Regions from separate parts of the Homo sapiens genome. Here region 1 is linked to region 2. The links are chromatin contacts, found by Hi-C in ENCODE. All regions are on one chromosome and are shown on one strand. Each heading gives the region's core, a stretch centred on a gene start or an enhancer-like site at or near the end of the contact. The rest is flanking DNA. Distances are from core to core; before and after follow the strand shown. Region 1 holds the start of ZNF837 (zinc finger protein 837). Region 2 holds the start of ZNF548 (zinc finger protein 548).

The links. Hi-C counts contacts between places; a loop is a spot of excess contacts on that map. Pooled maps may share reads with other maps.
Region 1: a loop to region 2 is called in a pooled map, with 8 times the contacts of the local background. The contact joins the promoter of ZNF837 here to the promoter of ZNF548 in region 2. A Hi-C loop is called at or near these places in 1 of 37 single-sample maps with no recorded cell type and 7 of 50 pooled maps.

Annotation. Positions count from the first base shown.
Region 1 is chr19:58,379,774-58,383,179 of GRCh38, forward strand. It overlaps ZNF837 (zinc finger protein 837), which reads right to left and starts at 1,257. Exons shown (of 3, transcript NM_138466.2): 1 at 1,168-1,257. RefSeq lists enhancers at 1-522, 339-568, 523-1,064, 599-658 and a silencer at 1,009-1,518.
Region 2 is chr19:57,388,315-57,391,880 of GRCh38, forward strand. It overlaps ZNF548 (zinc finger protein 548), which reads left to right and starts at 1,540. Exons shown (of 4, transcript NM_001172773.2): 1 at 1,540-1,800. The coding sequence starts at 1,786. RefSeq lists enhancers at 1,098-1,177, 1,318-1,797.

The DNA.
Region 1 (3,406 bases), core at 7-2,506, 990 kb after region 2:
AGGTTCAACATCCTCATGGAGGTTGCACACGGCACAATGAGGTCTTATTTGCCCAAGAGAATGTGCAGGGAAGTCGCCAGGCACGGTGGTGCATGCCTGTAATCCCAGCTACTCGGGAGGCTGAGGCTGGAGAATCGCTTGAACCCGGGAGGCGGAGGTTGCAGTGAGCCGAGATCGCGCCACTGCACTCCAGCCTGGGCAACAAGAGCGAAACTCCGTCTCAAAACAACAACAACAACAACAACAACAAAAACAGAATGTGCAGGGAAGTCAACGTTGGTGGCTCTGAGGTGTGGAGGACACAGGCTAGTGCCCAGCTCAGCGTGGCTCCACCTCTCTGAGCCACAGACCAACCTCACCCACACTGACAGTCCCAGGGGACACAGACTCTAGCCCCTATGTCCAATTCTACACTGTGCACGCAATGGGAAGAACAGTGCATCATGCACTGTACAGCAGAAGAAATGTCCTCTGAGTGCAGGCACAGCTCCCTTCTGTGTCTGTCCTCCCGACAGTGCCTCCACCCTCAAGGATTAGCAAGCTTCAACCCTCGCAGGACATCCACTGTGTCAGGGCCAAACGGTGCTGCATCCTGCTCTAATAGTGAGTGAAGGAGGGGACCGCAGACAAGAAGAAATGAACAAGAGACCGTTTAAGAGAGAAAAAGACGTGAAGAACATCAGACAGGGAGCAGCGCGAGGGCGCCAGGGAGGGAGGCAGCGGATTCTTCGGGCCTCTGTGAAGAGGGGGCATGAAACCGGTCTGCAGACAAGGAAAGAGCAAAGTGCAAAGGCCAGGATGCGGGGGCAGAGACGGTAGGGAGGCCGGCGTCGGCCTCGGCTAGCAGGTGGGCTTGACTCCGAGAGCCGCAGGCCGCCAGGATGGGTCCCGGGCCTGGAGCCTCCCCTCGCGGGCTTCAATGACACCCAGCACGGAAACGCGGGGGCCAGAACTACAGAAGCCCGTCCCGCCCGGAACTCAAGGTCGCGAGTGCTGTGTGGCCGGTCCGGACCCGGAGCGCGAGGACCGGAAGTGCGCGGCGTCACGCCTCTGCCCCGGACCCCGCGCGCGGAGGTGGAGAGGGGACTGGGGTGGTGGCCGCGCTATGCGCCGGGAGGTCCCCGCCTCGCAGGCCGAGGTTGCGGGTCCGCGCAGAATGCCACTTACTCTCTGGAGGCGGCCCGCACGGGTCCCTGGTCCCCGCCCCGCATGCAGCGCGGAGCCGTCCTCCCGCCACCTCCGGGCCGCCGCGGCACTGAGGGACCCGGGCCACAGCAAGCGCAGGCGGGAACCCGCGCGGGGACTGCTGGGAAACGTAGTCCCGTCATGTCCCGCTTTGACGCTGCGGAGAAAGCGGTGTAGGGAGAGGCTTGGGCTTCGGTTATCATAGAAACAGAGGCCGGCTACACCTAAAAGGCGGGGCGTGGACCTAAGTCGTCGCCAAAGAAACGGCGTTCTGGACGGGGACGTAGGGTCCCGCCCATTCCTTCTCGTGAAAGCGGGTGACTGGTCATGATTATGATTGATAGCCTCCTCTCCCAATCTGATTTCTAAGAGGTCCCAACCCGGAACCGACTTGCGGTTCGCAGGCTCCCCTCGGGTGGGAGAGTTGGGCTGGGAAGCACCTGGGGAGCTCTGAAGTGTCTTGGTGAGCGCGTTGCGAGTCAGACCGATAACATCAGAATCTGGGACTGGGCCCGAGCATATGCGCGTCAAAACTCCTCAGTTAAGTCTATTTTTTTGTATTTTTTTTGGTTTGCTTTTTTGAGACGGGGTCTCGCTCTGTCGCCCAGGCTAATGCAGTGACACCATCACGGTTCACTGCAGCCTCGACCTCCTGAGCTCAAGCGATCCTCCTACTTCAGCCTCCAGAGTAGCTGTTAACAGGGGCGCGCGCCACCACGCCCGGCTAATTTTCTTTCTTCTCTCCCTCCCCCTCCTTCTCCCCCTCCCTTCCTCCTCCCACTATGTCGCCCAGGCTGGTCTCGAACTCCTGTACTGAAGCGACCCTCCCACCTCACCCTCCCGAATAGCTGGGACTATAGGTGGGAGCCACCATGCCTGGATAGTTTTTTTATTTTTATTTATTTATTTATTTTAGAGATAGGGTCTCCATATGTTGCCCAGACTGGTCTGGAACTCCTGGGCTCAAGCGATCCTCGTGTCTCAGCCTTCCAGAGTGCTGGGAGTACAGGCTTGAGCCACTGCGCCAGGCCCCTAGTCCGGCTCCTAGTTGATTCTAACACGTGCGGCCCCATTGGGGAACCACAGCCTCCCCAGCCCCTTTGGGTGTTGCTGACTCTACGGGCCCTCCCAGGTAGGATGAACTGGTCACGCCTCCTACCCATTTGTAACCCCCAGCTCTTGCCCCCATCTATTGTGTGGCTCCTGCCCTCAATAGGGACATCTAATTTTGTTGGCCAGTCCAGCACATATATTGCATGTAACGACCCAGTTTGCCCCACCTTTCTGCCTCCACTGCATCTGCTTCAGGGATGCTGGGACTGTTCCACTCCCTTTCTCCATCCTTTGGGTGTCTGCACATCGAAAGCCTTGTCAGGAGGTCTATCTCCCTGCCCAAGTACAAAACTCAGGGCTTACCAAGCTAATTGAGGGCGAGCAGGAGGCTGAAGGGCACTTGGAGGGCTGCCCGCCTTGTGGGTCCCTTGGTGGCTGAAGAGAGTTGCACAGGAAGGCCTTGACAATTGTCACAGAGAAAGGAGTGCAGCTGCTGGCTCTGTGTGGGTGTGCAGATGTCTGACAGGTTCAGCCACTGGCCCCAATTGGGACACAAGTGGGATTTCTTTTTTTTTTTCTTTTTTGAGACAGTCTTGCTCTGTTGCCCAGGCTGGAGTGCAGTGGCCGCGATCTCAGCTCACTGCAACTTCCGCCTCCCAGGTTCAAGCAGTTCTCTGCCTCAGCCTCCCGAGTAGCTGGGATTATAGGTGCCCACGACCTCGCCCGGCTAATTTTTGTATTTTTAGTAGAGATGGGGTTTCACCATCTTGGCCAGGCTGGTCTTGAATTCCTGACCTCATGATCCACCCGCCTCGGCCTCACAAAGTGCTGGGATTCAGGCATGAGCCACTGCACCCGGCCTGACACAAGTAGGATTTCTCACACCTGTGGATGCACTGCTACTGGAGGAGTCTTGAGCCTATGTGGAAGAACTTCCCACTCCCAGGCACAGAAAGGGCCTCCCTCTGGAGTGAAGATTCTGGTGGTACCACAGGCCTGGCCACCACACAAAGGCCTTGTCCCTGCAGGGCTGGCATGGGGTGACTGGCAGCCCTGGAGTGGAGTTTGAAGCACCAATGAAAGGCCTAACCACTTGGCAGGCACAGGTGCGGGGGACTTGTCTGGAGGGGACCGGCTATGGGGGCTGTGACAGTCTGTAGGCTTTCTT
Region 2 (3,566 bases), core at 290-2,789:
TTGGAATAACCTACATAATTACTAATAGATTTCGGTAATTTTTTTATTTCACAAGTGTTTTTCACATTTCGACTCCCTGTGCAAATACAGTTGTAAACACAGGTGAAATTTTAAATCACTTCTGAGGAAGAAGATAACATCATGGAATTCCACACCTTTTTTGAGGATAAGATGTGCATATGCTTCAACTATGAAAACGGTAGACAATGTTGTCCAGAAATGGCATGTATCAGCTGCTCTTGAGAAATAAAAATAAAATTCTAAGCACCCCCTAACTGACTGAATGGATGCCCTCTTGACCATGAGAACCCTAGAATAACTTTGGAAGCTGAATTCACCACTATAGAGGAACGGGAAATCAGACACACCTCATTATATCCCCTACCACACTACAATCATTAGGTTTTCTTCCCTAAGGGCTAAATAGAAATCAACCTTTTCAGAAGACTACTAGCTTATCTTCCAAGGTACAGAACAGAGAGAAGATGAGATTATTCATTCCTTCATCCTTCTCTGAGACATCTTCTTTATTCCCTTTTCCCCTCACGTGTTTACTCTATCTTATGTAAAATGTAGATTTACTGGGCACTAACTAAAGTTTCACATGTCTGTAATCATTTGTCTCACTGCCAACCCCTCTTCCTTTTTAAGGAAAATGTATAATAAATACTAAACCTCCTAAGAACCTCTTTGGAAAAACCAGCCACAGATGCTTCTGTGACTTACATTTTTCTGGATGTGCCCTTAGGCTGGTCCAGTAATCCTCCATGATTTGTGACTTATGCCTCAATCACTCATTTTGGTCGTCACTCTCATTTTCAGATAGGATTGTGATTCTTAAAATAAATGGAAAATATCTCAGATATGAAGTAGTAAGTATTATTAGAATAAAAGCGTTGCACCCTTCGTAGGAACACAATCGCTGACTCTACAGTCAGGTAAGATGTATTCTCTTTGATCCAGAGGCATAGCTTCACCCTTTCAACCTACTTCAGCGTCTCCTGTCATCCTTCCTACAAATTCCAGTCCATAGCCCTAACTGCGTAGTCTTTCTTTCTTCTTCTGGACCAAACATATTGAAGCTTACTAAACAGACGCCAAAGCGTAACTGTATGTGTATTTGAAAAGCAATAATATGGCTGGCAGGCATGAGTAGAGGCAGACTGCCTTTATGGTATGGGGTGTCTCTTTGGACCTGTAGTTATTGGGAATTAGCTGTGCTTAATAGAGTCTTAAGTAATAAGTTGCTAACATTTCTGTAAATATCCTATACTACAATCCAAAAAAATACCGTATGTTGCCTTTAAGAGCAAGCCAAGCCCCCTCCTGTCTTTGGAGTCGGGGACTCCGTTTCCCAGCTCCCCTGACAGTGCCACTGGGCCTTTATCTGCCATATAAGGACTGATCAACGCTCTAAGACAAGTCCGGAAGCGGTGTCGAAACTTCATAACCCAGAAGACACTGCAGCTCTCGGCGGCACGACTTACCCAATAAAGGCTTAGAAGGGGACGTTTGCGTGCGTGCGCACCGTCGGAGGGCGGGACTTCCGCCGTCCTCCTGGTGGTGGTCGTTTTGGTTCTGTGTGGTGTTTCACCAACTTCGGCCTATGGCTCTGTCTGACGTCACCGAAGTGACGGAACGGAAAAGCGCGAGAAGCGGCTCGGTTCCCACCACGGAGAGGCGGGAGTGAGTCAACTGACAAGCGCTGGGGACAGTGGCGTCCTTGTCTTGCCTTTGTCGCTCCCGCCCCGCTCTTCCCTGGCTGGGCTGGCGGAGGCCTTGCTGATGAACCTGACTGAGGTGGGTGTCCCGTCCCAGGCTCCCCCGCCCGACCGGTCCTCCCAGTGCTGAAGCCCCCTGAAGGGGCCCTGCAGGTCAGGCCCCTTGTCCCGAAGAGAGGGGCGTTCCTGTGTGGGGTCCCCGTATCAGCCGATTTGATGCAGCCTCAGAGCTCCCGTTAGGGACCTCAGGTTCAGAGCATGGAGGCGCTGCCGAGTGGGCTGTGTTGGGGCGTCAGGGGTGTGTGTTGTTTCTGCGGGAAAGAGAGGGTTTTGTGAATTCTCGCTTGGAATGGCAACCTGAGCAGCCAGTAACCATGGAAGGTTGTCAAGGGAGGGACAGTTGGAGGGGGCAGGTCCAGAGTTCGAAGTTTCAAGTTAGGAAAACCAGGTTAGGAATGGACACAGGGAGACGCGAAAAGGCCCTGAGGCCACTGCAGTAGACCCAGGAGAATTATGGTTGGGGCTGGACCAGTGACAGTAGAGGGAGATGTGATGAGATTCTTCATAGGCCTGAAAGATAGGGCCCGTAGGTTTTCCTGGTGCTTCAGTTATGTCTGAACAAAGGCAGTGAAGAACCGTTTCAAGTGTTTGTTTTGTTTTTTGTTTTCTGTTTGAACGTTTGGAAGAATGGAGTTGGGGAAGTCAGCATAAAGAGCAGATTTCCGGGAGAAGATCACAGGTTGGATTTTGGACATGGTGATTCTCAAATGTCTCAAGATGGATATGTCACACAGACAGGTGGACATAAAGGTGTGGAGTCTGAGGAAGGGGATTGGGTTGGCGATACCAGACGGATGGAGGGCTTGGACTGGGCCAGAGAATGGTCTGAGGATCAGATTGAGTAGGTCGGTCTCGGGTTTTTTTTGTTTGTTTGTTTGCATAAATTTAAGGAGTCAAGTGCAGTTTTGTTATATGGATATATTTGCATAGTGGTCAAGTCTGGGCTTTTAATGTATCCATCGCCTGAATAATGTACATTGTATCCATTAAGTAATTTTTCATCACTCATCTTCGTCTCATCCTTCTACCTGTTTGGAGTCTCCAATGTTTGTCATTCCACACTCTTTGTCCATGTGTACACATTATTCAGCTTCCACTTGTAAGTGAGAACATTTGGTATTTGACTTTCTGTTTCTGAGTTGTTTCATTTAATAATGGCCTCCAGTTCCATCCACATTGCTGTAAAAGACATAGTTTCATGCTTTTTTTTTTTTTTGTGGCCTAGTGGTATTACCTTGTGTATATATATGCCACATTTTCTTTACCCAGTCATACATTGATGGATAATTGGTTAATTCCCTATCTTTGCTATTGTGAATAGTGCTGTGATAAAAATACATGTTTTTTTTAATGTAATGATTTATTTTCCTTTGGGTAGATGCCCAGTAGTGGAATTGGTGGATTTAATGGCAGTTCTATTTTCAGTTATTTGAAAAATCTTCATACTGTTTTCCATTGAGGTTGTACTTATTTACATTCTCACCAACAGTGTGTAACCTTTTTCTCTTCTCCATATCCTGGGCAACATCAGTTGTTTTTTGACATTTAAATGATAGCCATTCTGACTGGTGTAAGGAGATACTGTGGTTTTAATTTGAATTTGTCTGATGATTAATGATGTTGAGCATTTTTTTATATGCCTGCTTGCGATTTATGTGTCTTCTTTTTGAAAAATGTCTGCCCTGTGCTTACTGTTTTTTTTTTTTTTTTTTTTTTGAAATGGAGTCTCGCTCCGTCGCCCAGGCTGGAGTGCAGTGGCGCGATCTCGGCTCACTGCAACCTCCA